2 separate regions of the Homo sapiens genome follow, and region 1 is linked to region 2. The links are chromatin loops, found by intact Hi-C in ENCODE. Cell type or tissue: heart right ventricle. All regions are shown on one strand. Links, peaks and the distances in the headings refer to the core of each region. The heading gives the core; the rest is flanking DNA. Region 1 overlaps LINC03125 (long intergenic non-protein coding RNA 3125). Region 2 overlaps NXT1-AS1 (NXT1 antisense RNA 1).

Region 1 (8,327 bases), core at 15-8,014, 180 kb after region 2:
CCGGCTAATTTTTGTAATTTTAGTTGATACAGGGTTTCACCATATTGGCCAGGCTGGTGTTGAACTCCTGACCTCAAGTGATCCACTCGCCTCAGCCTCCCAAAGTGCTGGGATTACAGGCACGAGTCACCGTGCCCGGCCATCAATTAGTGTTTTCTAACATTTAAGTTTCTAAAAATTAAAGCCAGGTAGAATAAATGGTTGTGGAAATCTCACAAGAGTGCTCTCACACACAGATCTTACCTTTCTGCACGATGCCACCTGCCCACCTTCCCTCCTTGGCCCTTTTCTCTCTGTGGCAGACCTGGCCGTGTCCCGCCCATCCTCCCAGGGCTCTGCCCAACTTCCCAGGACCTGCTGGTGTAGTCATTCTGGTTCCTAAAGGCTCTTCCCAGAGCCACTGGGGCTGTGCCACCCACACTGCAGGTGCCTGGAAGTGCAGGAAACAAGCATCCCGGGAGGAGCTCCTGGCCAAGGCCCGAGCCAGCTGCTCAGAGCACACCAGCTCCCTTGCCCTGCCCAGGATGCCTCTGAGGCCCGGGGTTTGCCCAGTCTCCTAGAGCCTCTATGCAAGCATTAAGCTCCGTTGCCCACCTAGTAATGCTGGCTTGACAGAGCTCCATTCCATGGCACCATTATCCCCACTTCCCTCCTGGAGATCCCTGAACCTTCTAAATAGGTGGGAGTCAATGACTTGGATTTGAGTGAACCTAAACCAAAGCAAGCCCTGCATTAATTTTCTAAAGCATGTCTCACTGTGCTATGCCCTGGATCAAACACCTCAAGGGTTTTCTTGCTACTTCTAGGAAAAAGAGGGGACCCTTTGTTTGATGCTAAGACTTTCTTTATCTGTCCCAAGATTCCTTACCAACCTCACCTGTCTTTGATGCCTACATCATATCCACACCCTGTGTGCTCTGGGGCCCCCCGAGCCCCTTGGGCTGCAGCCGGCGCCTGCACTGATGCACACTCAGTCTGTCAACAAAAATGCAGGCTCTCAGCTGAGTGGACCTGGCTCCAGGGCAGATCCTTATGAGGCCTACTCTGATTTCCCAGAATGAAGCTCCTGGTGACTTTGCTGTGCTTCCAGAGCTTTCAGCTCAACCCTATAGAAGGACATGCGTGCATGGGGTATTGTTTGCGGGCTCACATGGGAGTCCCCTCCACCCACTGATGGTGAGCACCGTATTCACTGGGATATGGTCCCGATCTTCACAAATTCCTGTTGATCACTAAACTGGGTTGACTGTCAATAACATTTTGTTAAGGGAAGAAATCAGTAAATGGATGGATTTTGTTAAAGGAAGAATAAGTAAATGGATGGGTTTGTGTCCCCTTTCCTATCCACTCTCCGTGGAGGAGATGGCAAGAACTTTTTGCAAAACAACTCAGTCCTTTCATCGCTTGCTTGGACGTGGCTTGTCACCACACTGGTGCGTCAGCAGCACCTGCGAGGGGTGCTGTGATGTGGCCCCTGGGCAGCTCTCTGCAGGCATCTCCCATGGCACTCCTGGCATTGCCCCTCTTGGCCACACCCACCTTCTCTCTTTTGTTTGCACACTCAGCTTCTCCAGTCTCTAAGGATCTTTGGACTCCCTGCCCTCCTCACCCACAGGGCCGTGCTTGAAGTCTTTGCAGCTGGTCACATGGTAAGGACAGTTCCCAGCACAGAGGTGACTCTCTTTTTTGCCCTGCCTCAACCACCCGCCTACCCCGAGATGCTGAGACCTTCCCTATGTGCTCCTGCACTGGAGCTAAGCTCCTTCCTTGCTGAGGCTCGCGCATTATTCGAATTCCCCACTAGAGCGCATGCTCTGCTGGCCTCTGCCCAAGAGTGGGACCCGCAGCCCCGCTCCCAACGTGGGATCAGCCCAGCCTCCCCCAGGAGATGATTTCTCCTCTCTGGGAAAGGCCACCCCACAATTTGATCTGATGAGAAACCTCACAGTTCTTTCCCCTCAAAGACTCAGAGGGCTATAAAGGCAGTTAAAAGTAATTTTAAAAAGCTTTTTGGCTGGGCGCAGTGGCTCAAGCCTGTAATCCCAGCACTTTGGGAAGCCAAGATGGGTGGATCACCTGAGGTCAGGAGTTTGAGACCAGCCTGACCAACATGGTAAAACCCCATCTCTACTAAAAATACAAAAATTAGCTGGGCGTGGTGGCGTGTGCCTATAATCTCAGCTACTCCAGAGGCTCACTGAGGCAGGAGAATCGCTTGAACTGGGAGGCAGAGCCTGCAGTGAGCTGAGATTGTGCCATTGCACTCCAGCCTGGGCAATGAGAGGAATGCCTCTTTAAAAAAATGCTTTTTGAGGCTGAAAATTACACTGAGGAAAGGTGCAGAGAGAAGGAAAGGCCTGGACACAGAAGTGGAAAATGGAGTGGGACGAGGAGGGGACAGGGCCACATGGCAGGGAGTGTGGGAGGAGGGAGAGCGGCTAGGGTGGCCGCACTTCCTGAGTGAAAGACAAGGCCACAGGTGCTCATTTTGGCCAGTGGGGTGGATAAAGGAATCATCTTTGTTTATCGGATATTTCGGGAATGTGTGTTCTTTTTCTCGCAGCTGATAGAGGCCTTTTCCCTGGACACATCCCAAATGGATATAACCGGCAGAAAACCCTTGGAGCAGCCAGTGTCCCAGGTCCCCCACGGCCGCCACACAGCCCTGAGCTCCATCTGGGAGAGGAGGAGGCTGGCCAGCTCTCAGCCCTGCGGGAGCGTGAATAACCCTGGCAAGGGACACACTTCTGGAAGGCGAAGTGCCCATTCGAGGCCCCCAGCCGCTTTGTTGCATGTCCGGCAGCTCACTGTGCAGTCCCAGCCAGCTGCAGCTCAGCACAGCCTGCGAGCCCAGCCTGCCTATGGCTGCACTGTGTCTCCAGGACGGACTTTGGAATCAACCGGTTTACGTTTCCTTTCCCTCCCTTCTTACTGTTCTGCCACCAGACAGCCCCAGAAAGCTGGAGGCAGAACCAAAAAAGTTATAAATACTGCAGAATCTACGGGTGGGTAGGTGGACCCTGCGGCCCTCAGAGGCCCAGAAACCTAACTGAGCTCCTGCTCCCACAGCCTGCCTGTCATCAGCTGCAACTGCTCTACCTACAGGTGCAACTGAACTAAAGCTAGAGAAAATTTTAGGATTCTCCAAGCCAGGGATCTCCAGCACTGTCACACATTAATGAATCACTTGCATTAAATGAAGATGCCCAGGCTGCACCCCGGGCCCGAGACACCAGAATCTTTGTGCTTGGGGTTTGCACATCAACATTTTGCAAAGCTTGCCGGGTGATTCTGGCATGTGGACAAGGCTGAGGCACATGGCTTTGCAGAGAAGAACTAAAATTGCCATCAAGGTGCAATTTTCAGGACATCCATTCATCCAGCGGTCCCACGCACATCACCTTTCATGTGCCTCTCTGGCCCACCATTCTGCCTCCATCCTTGTCCAGGGCCAGATGCTCTCCCCCAGGCTGCAGAAGGGGTTTCCTCTTTGGTTTTGTACTCTGCTCTGCTGGCCCTCTGTGACCGTCCCATCTCATCCTCACATCTGTCTTCCCAAAGGTAGATGGCAATATCTGACCATGTGGCCACTATGTGTTGAATGAATAAATAGATTTTTGTACCTGCTCTGGTGGGAAGATGCTCCCGAGATGCTCCCACCCTGACCACCCCTGCAGGTCCTCCAGTTTCCAGATATCTCATTTTGAACCCGTCCTGATGCCCACAGGGCTCTGTTTAGCAGTCGTAGCTTTAGCTCCCAGGGGTCTCTTTATGTTCCCTCCCTGGGGCTGCTGGCCTGGGATTGTAGGAAGTGTCACTGTTGCCTCCTTCACAGCTGTCAACCACGGGGTCAGCAGGGGCTGTAACCCTTTTCCAAGGAGGATACTGCCCTCACCACAGTTCCAAAGGTGAAAGCCCAACATGTTCATCCAGATGCTGTTTGTAGCTCACAGGCCTGGGCTGCAGATGAAGCAAGCTCCACTTGGCAAGTGCAGCCACTGAGTGCTGGCCTGTGCAGGCTGCTTGCTATCTGTGTGCACCGTCCCTCTCTGTCCCCGGTGTAGGAGGACACCTGCCCAAGGCTGGCTGGGCCTGCCTCCTGCTCTCCTCAGACAGCTCCTTCCTCATTGGGAGAGATGAGGAGAGAGGAGGTTGGCCAGTCAGGTCTTGGGGAGAGACCCTGCAGAGTGCTTCAGATCCCTGCGGCCCAGTTCCAGGATGTGCGGGACCTGGCCAGCAGAAGGCACGGGACTTACATCTTGGAGTCAGAATGGGACCTTGCTGCTAGAATCTTCCCTTTTTGGGGTATAGGGAGCCAAAGGGAAGGAGGGGCCTGGTGGGAGCCCCTCCAACCCAGGGAAGCAGAAGCTGGGGTGTCCCTAACGGAATTTTATAGCATTGGCTTCCTCCAGGAGAGGGCGTGCCCCCAAGCAGGACCCTCTGAACTGGGTGCCCAGACCAACCCTCTGCTGTGCTTCTACCATCAGTCCTGGCGCAGCCCCAGGCCCCTCTGTCCAGTGCCAACCAGGGTCCATCTGGATGACACATCTATCCATGCATCCTGGAAGCCAGGAGCGCTCTTAGGCCTCGAGAGGAGCCCTCTCTACGGAGCACATGTCTGCAGCGAGCGTAGGGGTGGGGGAGCAGCTGCCCCGGCGTTCTCATTTCCGTGTTGACGCAGTCACTGAGTACCTTACAACACACTGGGCACAGTGCCAGGTACTCAGTGAACCCAAGTGTTAAGGCCCAGCCCTCATGCAGTGTGCTGTCTGGTGGGGAGACAGATATTTAATACGTCATTGCATGACTTACTCTAAATTATATCACAAATGTAATGAGCACAATGAGAAAAAAGGTGCTATGAGGGAGAATACCTGGGGGTCCCTCCTCCTCTGGGGGATTGGGGGCTGCTCCAAGGAGAACCTGCTCCTTTGAATGTGAGATGCCAGGGCTTGGCCTTCCCTGGCTTCAACCACACTCATCCCAAAGTTAACACCTCTGTGTGCCAACTATCCCTGTGGCTAGAGGCGTCTGGCCTCTCTTCTCCCTGGTGGGAAATTGTGTCCATCTCCCAGGGCCTAAGTTGAGACCCTTTTCTGCTGTGGAGCTGCCTTTGCTGTTCCATTCCACACAGCTGCAGCCATTTCAACTCCAGGAGGCTACTTTGAACCCAATTTTTACATTTCCCCTGCTATTTTCTAGTAATGTCATATATGTTACTCTGCTTTCTGCAAATGCGAGGTGAACTGAGGAAGGGGTTCCCCGTTGGAGGGTGTCAGTGCCTCCGGGTTTATCCAGTCACTCAACTCATGTATTGGGTTCCTGCTATGCACCAGCCCAACAGTGTGTCCAGGACTACAGCGGTGAGCCTGTGTGGGAGGAAATGGGGAAGCAGCCAGGAAGGCTGGGGAGCCATCGTCTCAGCCCGGGGCCACAGCCGCTGCACCCCACCCCCAACAGCTAGGAAGGCTGGGGAGCCATCGTTTCAGCCCGGGGCCACAGCCGCTGCGCCCCTCCACAGTGGAGGATCTGCTCCAGGGCCCTGCACTCGCACAGCAGTTTCCTGTGCTCGCATGCTAGTGTGGCTCAAGAACTTTCAGATTGCACACTCATACTTTACTCAGCTCTGTCAGGATCCCTGGGTCTGCACAGAATGTCAGTCCTGACTTGTGAAAAGCAGGCTAGGGGGATGGAGCCTCAGCATGCCTAAGCCAGGCCTCCTGGGGGAGCTGGGGCTGGCTCCTGCGGCCTCCTGGGCTCACCTTGCTGCCTTGTCTTGCCTCAGCCTCTCCCTCTGCCCACACCTCGAGGTGCCAGCCGAGGTTCCTAGAGGCAGGAGTGGCCCAGAGGCGATCCGAAACCCCACGGACGCTTACTTGGTGGCACAGCCTCCTCTGAGAGTTTCCACAAGCAAGGACCCTGGTGTGTTCCACCACCGACCCTGAGGCCTGTGAGGAAACCCAGGGCTGGACTCCAGGCTGCTCAGTGTGGGAGAGTCTCAGAGAACTCCAGAGGGTGACACTCACACCCGACAAGGAGACATTGCCCTGTGTATGTGTTGGGGGCTGGGGGGGAGTTGGGCTGTCAGCGGAGATGCCCTTGGGTGGCACCCGTCCATATGGGCTTTTCTTTTCAGAAGTCTGCAGAGCTGGGTCTGGAAGCTAGGGCAGCAACATGATTTAGCAACACAGAAAATAATATTTCTGCCAAGAGCCATACCACCCTGAACATGCCCCATCTCAGCAGATCTCAGAAGCTCAGCAGGGTCTGGCCTGGTTAGTACCTTGATGGGAGACTGAGACTATCAGGTGCTATAGGCTTAAAAAAAAATTCCAGTTTCTCCCTGCTCTAAACCCCTGCTCTTCATTTCCTGACCATTGCCTAAGGACCCATTCAGAGGACTGGAAACCTCTGAATGAGTCTCAGCCTCTCCCTTGCTTGCTCCTAAGGAGAGCTGGGTGTTAGCCAGCCAAGTCTGGGGTGCAGAAACTGTTGAGAGGACGAAGACAGGCAGGGTGGGCGGAGACAGGAAGGGAAGGAGATTCCTGCTTCTTGGATCAGCTTCTGAGCCCTCTTTTGTTTTGAAGAATTCAGGTAATGGGTAAATAGGGAGAAAACTTTACAGTCCATGTAAAATGCTGATAGAGCACAGACAGAAGATGAAAATAGGAAAGACTCAAAAGCTGGAAGTGATGTGAATGTTTGCCATTTCAAGTGAAAGGCTACCGAGTTTTGGAAGAATAAGAAAATAAATAAAACATAATTTTAAGAAGTGTTGCTCTGGTTTTTAAATTGAATCCCTTTTAGCATTCTTCCAGACACCTGAGTGAAAACTGAAACTAACCATAGATGCCTTTTGTTTTAGCCTGGTGCTGCTTTGACAGTGACTCTGTGTATAGCCTGGACCACATGAAGCCCAATTTATATTTCGGTTACACACACACAGGTGCACGCACACACACTATAGAAATACATCTCAGAAATGTACTCTTAAGGGGACAACTGAAATGATTCATTGCACCATGGAAATGTATTCGTTCATCTGTTAAGCAGCCGTGTCTATCTCACTGATGGATTAAGGTCCAGTTTCATTCTGTATGCTGACTCCTTCATTCCCTCCTCCTTGGCAAAGCATTTTACTTCAGCTAGCTTCAAAGGGTGTCACACCCAGGGTAAAGAAATAAGTCTCCTCTCTGCTTTAAATTTCACAATGAACCCTGCTATAGAAATCATAAAAAGAGTTGCTTTTCTCATCTGCTGCAGCCAGCCCCAAAGTACATCCAGCCATATCAAATTAAAGCTGCTTACCAGAGACCATGTCAGCTCTGGGTGAAAGTAGTGCAGAAGAAGCATTGCTGAACTTCCTGGAACTTGTGGACAGAACATCTGCCAGGGCAGCTGGGAGCTGAAGGACCAAGAAAATTAAAACCCAGTGACAAGATGAATGAGGATCCCTTGCTCCCATGTTGTGTCTAATTACCCAGAGGAAAAGCCAACAATGGGTACTGTAAATTGTCCTTGGAAAACAATCCTGGGAGTGGTTCTGCCCTTCTGTGTCCCCAGCCAAGCTTCCCCACCCACCCCACCCCCAGGCTGGCTCCACCAGCCTCCTTCTAAGGAGCACTTCAAGTGTGCTCCATCCTGCTCCACACCCCCGGGTGCCACTTCCTCTGCTTTTCCTCTCCCTAAATGAGGCCTCACCCCCTTCCTGTTTTCTGGGTCACTAATGACTTCAACTCAGGGAAGGGAAATGTTATCTTGAGCCCTTTCCTTTGTCTTCACCTTCACTATTTGGCTTAGCTGTAGATCTAACGATACATGAGGGGAAGAACCACTTTGGGTGCTTGAAAATGGGGTACAAGGAACCAGTGACTGACTCTGGTGCTTGTTGGGCGGTTCCACCAGGTGCTGGGACCCTTGTCTTCAAGTCCAGCTTGCACCGGTGGCAAGGGGCAGAAATGATGTCCCAGGGCAAAGTACCAGAATAAAAATCACGTGCACACACAGGCTTTGGTCAGTTGTAAGGAGACAGCAGCTTAATAGCTTCCAGCCTTCAATACAAAAATAAAGCTCTGTGAAAAATATAATGAATAAAGTGTGATTCCTATTTTTAGGTTACAATTCTTCTTTAAAACACAAATATGGCCAATGGCAAATGTTGGACACCCATGCAATGTGCTTGTCTTAAATTCTTGGATGCCATGTTTATGTACTTATCCCAAAATGTCAGCACCAGCTCAATGTATGTTTTCTAAAATTGCTTCTGTGTCTTTTAGAGGATTACAATACCTGATTTCTTATCCCATGAAACACAGCTGGGGGTAGCG
Region 2 (8,327 bases), core at 198-8,197:
GGAGCGTGTGGGAACTGTGGAATTTACACACAACTCCTGAGAGTGAGGGCTGCCGGGGAGGTGTCGTTTTCTTGTCTGGCAAGAGGGACAGAGAAGCTTTTCTTCCACTGGCCTGGAAAAAAAGCCCTTAGGCATTTGGAAATCAGCTAGAGCCCCCTGAAAAGGGAAGTACCAGGCCTCAGACAGGCACTGAAGGTGTCAATCATAGCAGGCATTTTAAGTGGCTCCACAAGCAGCTTCTGGAGGACCCAGCACATTCAGTGTACTTCACAAGCAACCCCGTGGTGACCTTGGGCATAGCCTCGGAGGTGGCTATTCCTATTGACCCAACCATGTAGGCCAACTGTAGATCTGAGTGGAAAGGGGCTGTGAACCTCATTAAGCCATGGGTGCTCAAAGCTGATGACACAAAGGAAAGGTAAGATGTATGATCCCTGCTCTCGAGCTGAGCTTCGAGCTGAGGGCATGACACTTATAAACACTAGGCTCTTAGGGAATGATGGCCTTGTAAAATGGCCTGTGCTGCTTTGTTTACCAGGAATGCCCTTCTCTGGACATGCAAATCAAAACCCCAATGAGGTGCCATTCTGCAATCTTAGGATGCCTAGAATCAAAAAATAGAAAATAACAAATGTTGGTGAGAATGTGGGGAAATTGGAACCCTTGTGCATCGCTGGTGGGAATGTAAAATGGTTCAGTTACTGTAAAAAACTGTACGATGAGTCCAAAAAAAATTCAGCATAGAACTGCCATATGACCTAGCAATTCTACTTCTAGGTAAATACCCAAAAGAATTGAAAATAGGTACTCAAGTGAGTATTTGTTCATGATTGTTCATAATAGCCAAAAATTAAAAACAATCCAAATGTCCAATGGATGAATGAATAAACAAAATGTGGTATACCCATACAATGGAATATTATTCAGCCATGAAAAATAAAGTACTGGCCAGGTGTGGTGGCTTATGCCTGTAGTCCCAGTGCTTTGAGAGGCTGACGCAGGAGGATTGCTTGGGGCCAGGAGTTCCACACCAGCCTGGGCAACATCATGAGACCTAGCCTCTACAAAAAATAAAAAAAACTTGCTAGCTGTGGTGGGTCACACCTGTAGTACTAGCTATTTGGGAAGATAATGTAGGAGGATCTCTAGAGCTCAGGAGTTCAAGGCTGCAGTGAGCGATGATTATGCCACTGCACTGCAGCCTGGACAACAGAAACCCCATTTCTAAAATAAATAAAAATAAATGAAGTACTGATACATGCTGCAATGTAGATGAACCTTGAAAACATGGTGAAAGAAGCCATACACAGAAGTCACCTGTTGTAGGATTCCATTTCTGTGGAATATCCAGAATAGGTGAATCTGCAGAGAGAATGCCGAATGATGTTTGCCAGGGGCTGTGGGCAGGGAGGAACGGGGAGAAGCAGCTTCATGGGTACCAGGCTTTTGAGTCATGAAAATGTTCTGGAACTGATAGAGGTTGGACGATATTGTGAAACTGCTAAAAGCCGTTGAATTGTTTGCATTAAAATAGCCCATTTTATATAAACTTCACCTCAAGAAATTATTAAACAGAAAAAAAAAATTCTCTTTCCTCGAGGCTCAGTTGACATGCCAGCTGCCCAAAGGCATGTCTTCTGGTCCAAGTGACTGGAGGTGACTTTCGTGACCTCATGGCCACTGGGTTCCTCTGCTTCTAGATGCTTTGTCTCCTAGCTGCCATATGTCCCTTCCTCCTGACTCTGAGAGCTGAGGGCTGGGGCCAGTGTCTGTGTCCCTTCCTCCTGATTCAGGACTGGGGGCTGGGGCCAGCCATTCCTCTCATGCTCTGAGGCTCACACTTACTTCAGCCTTGCTGAGTCGCTTATGCCCCTGCAGCTCCTACTGTGGGTCTGGAGTTTGGGCTCAGCTGTCTTTCTCTGGGGCCATTTGAACAATCCTGGTGGATAGAGCAGAAAGAGCATGCGAACTTGGAGTCAGATAGACCTGCGTGACCTCCTGTGAATGATCTAACCCTCTGAGCCTGTAAAATCAGGGTACCTGCTCCCTGATGTTGGCATGTGGATACCTGAAGAATGCCTGAGTAGTGGGTGCAGCTCTTGTGGCACAATTACCCCAACTCCACTCCCATCTTCTCTTCCTCTCTTAACGGGTCACTGACTTTTCTGGTCCTGAAACACACATGCTCCTCAAAGGGACTTGCCTGGGGCACAACTCTCACTCTGCAGTATCCCTACTTGTGAGCTCCCCATATCCTAGACTAGGGTCCCAGACCCGAGGCCCTCCATAATAAGACATGAGCTGGGTTCCCACCATTCTCCCCCGTGCCATGTTTCGGCCACGCGGAATCCATGCTGCTTGCCGCAGTCCTTAGGCTGCCCTCTCTGCCTTGTGTACCTTGCCCCCATTTCTGCACACATTTCCGCTATCCTTCAGGGACTGGCTCAGATGCCACCTTCTCTTTACAGCCATCCCACTTTGTGGAAAGGTCTGTGGTGTTCCCCCCTCTGAACATTCCTGTGCCCCTTTTGTGGCATTCATTTCTCGCTCTCTCCCCAGTGTTCGGCCAGGCCGTGTGGGCCCAGGGCGAGGCCCTGGTTTGCCCAGCATCAGCAGAGACGTTTTAGTGATGCATGGATCTGAGGGCTGGTCTGTGTGCGGAGAGAGGCTGCTCCCAAGTGGGAGATGCTGAGGTGCTTGGCAAAGATGGGACTTGAGAGAGGCCTTGATTGATGAGTGGGCTTTGAATAAGGAATCAAAGAGTCTTGAGAGCTCAGAAGTGAGCGGCAAGCACTTTTTGTCTCCCCCTGCAGCCTGGGAAAGCTGAGTGGAGCAGACAGTGAGATACCCTCTTCACTCCTTTCCAGACCAGGGTTTTCTGGCCACAGTCTTGGACCTTACTCATGGCAGGGCAGGAATGCCCAGAGTTAACACCCAAGAGCATCCTTCAGTAAGGACAGATGGGAATTGGAGGGTTCCAACCCTTCCAGTCCCTCAGGCAGGACATCTCTGAGGCACACCCCGCATCATCCCGGAGCTCCCCAGGGACTGAGCCAGGCACCTGCAGTGCTGCCCCTGTACTGGCTTCCCCCTGCCCTACCTCACATCCCCATACCCCAACAGGTGCCCCTGGGATCACCTCTCAAATAAGTGGCTTGCAGTGCAATTGTTGTCTCAGGGGCTGCTGCTGGGGACTCTGTCTAAGCTAGGGAGCAAAGAAAGGACTTTCTCTCACTGTTGAAACACCTGAAGAATGTCTAGATGGGTTTTCCTGGTCCCTTGAAGGGTCAATGCCTTGGCTAACAGCTCTCTTTTGGTGCCAGACAGTAACAAATCTAATGCAAACTACAGTTCTCAAAGTGAGGGAGCGTCAGAATCCTTGCTAACACTAGGGTGCCAGAGCCTTAGCTTCAAAGTTTCAGACATAGCAGGGCCAAGGGAGGCCAGAATTTGCATTTCTAACCAATTTCTAGTCATACTGGAAAGCCGGGACCACACTTTGAAAACAACTGCTCTTGACTAGAGAATAAAAGTAGCCTGGGTTGAAAAGTGCTCTGCAGCTTTTTTAATGAAGTAAATTATTATTTTACACTCTTCTGCAATTAGTTCAGCCTTGACTGTTGAGCTTAGTTTTCCTTTTTTTTTTTTTTTTTTTGAGACGGAGTCTCGCTCTGTTGCCAGGTTGCAGTGCAGTGGCGTGATCTCAGCTCACTGCAACCTCCACCTCCTGGGTTCAAGCAATTCTTGTGCCTGAGCCTCCCGAGTAGCTGAGACTACAGGCATGTGCCACCTTGCCCAGCTAATTTTTCTATTTTTAGTGGAGATGGGGTTTCGCCGTGTTGGCCAGGCTGATCTCAAACTCCTGACCTCAGGTGATCTGCCCGCTTCGGCCTCCCAAAATGTTGGGATTACAGGCATGAGCCACTGCGCCCAGCCAGTTTTCCCGCTTTTGAAGCTGTCTGATCTGTCTTGCTCTTCAAATCTGAATTGCCATTCACAGAAGCAGCCACACGAGGGTGGTCTAGCCTTTGACAAGAGCCGCTCTGCTTGCGTTGTAGACAGGATCTGAGTGACACCTTTTCTGATCAAGAAACCAAAGTGTTCCTTCCCTATATCAAACATAGGGCATTTAAAAAGTCCAAGATAATCTCCTTTGTCTTGACAGGTGGCTGCTCAGAGAGGCTTTTTTGTTTTTCTCTAGGATATTTTAGAAACGGTTTGGGAAAGCAGAGGTCTCTGCCTCTCCAAAGCAGCACAGCTTTTAGTGTGGTTCTATTTCAAATTCTGAGGTACTGTCTCAAAAATGCTTCCTGGTGAGCATTTTGGTCTAATGGCTGACTTTGGCACTTTGTCCCGGGATGGTTCCGAGGCGATGAATGCACAGTGTACAATGGGATGACCGCGATGGCATGTGGGGGATCAGCTCAGGGTGCCGGCGCAAGGCCCCAGGCAGCCCGTTCTTGCCAGCCAGTGCCTATGACCAGCGAGGGGTGGGGGCATCGAGAAGATCCTGCCCCTCCCCACGACCCTACCCCTTCTCCCGTGACATCAGAGTGTCATCCCAGGTGGAATATTCCCAGTATCCCTTCCTGCTCCCAGCTGTGGGCCCCTGGAGGGCACTCCGGGTGATGAGGATTCTCATCCCTGCTGAGTTGGAAAGGGGCACCCTGACAGGAGAGCTGGCCATGCCCCAAGCCTCCCCAGCCTTGCCCTCTGCATTCCTTGAGGGCCCTGTCTTCATGGGGATGGGGGATGGCAGCTGTCAGCAACAGGCCAAGTGGTTCTCTCTTCTGTCCCCAGCCTCGAGTGGAAGCAGAGGCTGCATTAATTTAATTTAAAAATTTAAGCCAAAGTTCCAACTCGTGGTACAGAGATCCAAGAGCATAGAAGGTTTGTAAGGAGAGCAGGTACCTCTTGTCCTGCCCCTTGCTTTCCCTCGCATTCAGGCTCGTGGGGTAAACACTTGCAACTGTTCCTATGTTTTTGTTCTTTTGGCAGTTACCTCTGTAATTCTAAATAATGAGCTTGTAATTCAATTGCTTGACTTATCAATTTTGGACAATCTTCAATGACTATTACAATGGAATCTTACAAAATAGTCTCTTAGCTAATTTCATTAGATTTAGTTCTAGTGATGACCTTTATAGCTTTAAATATGTAATTCCTCTCTGCTTCTTATTCCATCAATGATAGAGACTGTTGTCTAACTCTCTGCCCTCTCGGACGGGGATAACAGTTCTCTCAACCATCTCTTCCTAAGTCCCATCTCTGTGACTAACCCTTGAGCTGCTGTCACCTCCATGCTCTCCTCCACCTGTGGAAATAGAACCCTGACTTGCGTGTGGCCACTCAGCCTGAAGACCATGCTTCCTACTTTCTCTCCCACTAGCTGTGGCATATACCTCATCTGGTTGATGAGATGTAGTTTGAAGTGTTGTGTGGGACTTCCTAAAACTAGGGAGGCTAGGCCATCTCCCATGTCTTCATTCAACTGCTTGAAATGCAGATGTGATGGCTGGCACTTTGGCTGCTATTTTGGACCATGCAGATGTGGGCCAGATCCTAGGGATGGTAGAGAGGAGGGTGGAAGGACTTGGCTCCCTTTATTTCATAGAGCTATGATAAGTTCTCTTTTAGGCAAGTGAGAACTACAAGTCTATTTTGTTTACATCATTTTGAGCTCATCAGTTAGATGCCATCAAAACTAATTCTAGATAATATGGTAAAAACTGTCTTCACATTTACAGCATCAAGGATGACTACATTTACCTTCTGTTCTACAGCGATGATTAGGTTTATTCTTTGTCTAGATTGAGTCTAAGCATTGAAAAGAAATAAGAAGCATTTTCACTATTAGGCCTAACTGTTGATTACTATAGAAACACACACATGTAGGACTTGCTCTGTTCTCTCCCACGATGTCTGTACCCCCTAAAGGGTGACTTTCCCAGATTCAAAGTCCAGTGTACAGCCTTCTCTTTTCCAACCCTCCTTACACCATGCTTATTTTAGTTTACTTTCTATTCGGCTATATCTTTATGGAACAGGATCTTGTTTTTCTTGGAATTCCTAATTGTTTTTGTCTTTGTTGCTTTTGCTGTTGACAAAATAATGTGCCTTAATCCCTTCATCTCATGGGCCAGCCTTTCCAGAGCACCCCTCATTGCTTGAAAAGCCCTTTACCCCTGGAGTCACTCCCTAATGATCCTTGGACCTTTCCAGTCTGTATGGGTTTCCTTCATCCTCTGGAAAAGTTATTCTATTTTTTTTATGGCTTTCCCCCATTTACTTTCTCTCCTCTTTCTCTTGTTTTTGCAATTTTGGCCTCTCTCTTGCTTGCTTGCTTTCTTTTTTTTTTTTTTTTTTTTTTTTTGCCTGTGCCCTGGGAATTAAAAACAAACAAATAACTTTATTGTGTATCCTTTCTATTGACTTATTATTTGCCTTATCTGGCCAATTATATCTTTATTTTCTAAGCTTACTTTCATGATCTCATGTTCCTGACTGGTCCTTTTTTCTAGTATTCTGTTCTTCTATTGTACTTTTTGCCTTGTTCCTTTTTATATATAAGGAATGCAATTACCTCTCAAAATTTATGAGAACAAACTCAAGTCCATAGAAACCTCTGGAGCTGAGAATCCTCAGTTCAAATGCTGGCTCTGCCACTTACCAGCTGCATGATCTTGGGCAAGTTAATCTGCCTCAAGGCTTTGGCAAGATCAAAGGGTTGCTATGACCTGATGCACACATGGTACCTGACTTCAGGTAGGTACTGAGTGCATGTCACTGGTGGCAGATTGCATTGCCCAAAGGCGTCTGAACAATTAAAGATGTCCCAGACCTCCTGCTCTAACAACATGACTGACATTGCTCTCACTGAGAGGTGGCGTCTATGTTCCTCCCGTTTAATCTGGGAAGAGAGGAGTTCCCAGGCTAGGTCATAGAAGGTGATGCAGGTTCCACTCAGCTCACCTGTGCTCACTCCCTCTTCTTTTTTTTCCTCTCTCTCTCTCTCTCCCTCCAACTCCCCATACCTCTGTCTCTCTCTGCTCACCCTTGAATGCAGCTACCATGCTGTGAGGAAACCTGGACTAGGCCAGCTGGAAAGAGGACATGGACAGGCCTATTTGGGGAGGAGCTGAGTGAGGCCCCAGTGACAGCAAACATCAGTTGTCAGATGTGCAATGGATGAGCCTTCAGCAGGCTCTGCTGTGCCCTTTTCAAATGCATATTTATTATGCAGCCAGAGTTGGCAGCAAGCACTAAGCTGTGACAGTGCATGAAGTAATTTAATTGGTGAGGCCCATTCTTGCAACTACCTCTGTGACTAGTGGAGACAACTCAGATCCCAGATAAAGGATGGGGTGCTGGGTCAGCATGCCAAACCCAAGCTACCCCAGGGGGCTCAGAGGAAGAATAATGTGCTGGAAAGTGCTCTGTGGCATGTAAAAATGGGTGTCTTCTCAGGATCTAGCAGTGGGACTAGATTTGGGTAGAAGTGCCAAATGAGAGAAAGCAAAGACCCTAAGGATGAGATTTAATGAGGTTGCTGCCCTGTGTCTGGCCTGTCCCCCGCTGGTGCTCCTCTTCCAAGGGCATTCCTGCCCATGGGGAACAGAGGCTTTGGGTAAGGAACACAGCCATCATATTGTATGAACAGCCACACAGGGAGGCTGGCATGAAGCTAATACAGGCTAGAAGTCTCTCCTGGGAGGAGGCTGCCACGTGGGGGTCACAGAGTGCTGAGGGCCACTTGGAAAGTTGTGGATCCAACAAGGATCCTGGGCCCTGGAAGCTCCACAGCATCCCTCAGTAGCAGGCTGTGAAGTATCTGACCTGTGTTATCAGTAGACGGTCTTGGTCTTGACTGCAAGTTGTCCAGGTTCTTGGTGTTTTGAACAAAGAATTAGATAAAATGCACAGCAAAGCAAGGAAAGAATGAAGCAATGAAAGAGCAAAAACAGATATTTATTGAAAATGAAAGTACACTCCACAGTGTGGGAATGGGTGGAGCAGCAGCTCAAGGTCCAGGATATAGAATCTACAGAGTCCAAATGCCCCTTAGAGGTTTCCCATTGGCCACTTGGTGTTCACCCGGTGTAAATGAAGTGGCGGCCTGCTTTCTGCAACCAATCAGAGGCTGAAGTGAAGTTACAAAGTTACGCTCCTATGCAACATCTGATTGGTTGCACAAAGCAACCAATCAGAGGTATTTTCAGTTTCGCATCTGCTGCACAGAAAAGGTGAGGGTTTGCAAAGGGAGTGATTTCTGATCTTTTTGTTACTAAGGTGTGGAAAGTTAGGGCTTTACTTTGAATTTAGTACTA

The links. A loop is a pair of places that touch in the nucleus more often than their neighbours do. Peaks named below come from ENCODE experiments on the same cell type or tissue, not always from the same donor. Only the 100,000 strongest peaks of a DNase experiment are listed, where the experiment ranks them.
Region 1: it touches region 2 in a loop (2.5-fold over the local background); 8 of 110 quality-filtered maps call a loop at or near these places.

Annotation. Positions count from the first base shown.
Region 1 is chr20:23,158,850-23,167,176 of GRCh38, reverse strand. It overlaps LINC03125 (long intergenic non-protein coding RNA 3125), which reads right to left. Exons shown (of 6, transcript NR_199692.1): 2 at 7,309-7,405. It also overlaps the pseudogene RNA5SP478. Among named protein-coding and RNA genes, the nearest start is that of LINC03125, 15 kb to the right of the region's middle. RefSeq lists an enhancer at 5,276-5,325 and a silencer at 6,851-6,950. In heart right ventricle, for the core only: no CTCF peak of the experiment used is centred there; DNase peaks (open chromatin) are centred at 2,766, 4,676, 5,646, 7,656 and 4 weaker places; H3K27ac peaks cover 4,532 bases.
Region 2 is chr20:23,336,387-23,344,713 of GRCh38, reverse strand. All of the region lies in intron 1 of NXT1-AS1 (NXT1 antisense RNA 1), which reads left to right. Among named protein-coding and RNA genes, the nearest start is that of NXT1, 10 kb to the left of the region's middle. RefSeq lists silencers at 1-77, 4,041-4,090. In heart right ventricle, for the core only: a CTCF peak has its summit at 4,004; a DNase peak (open chromatin) is centred at 3,983.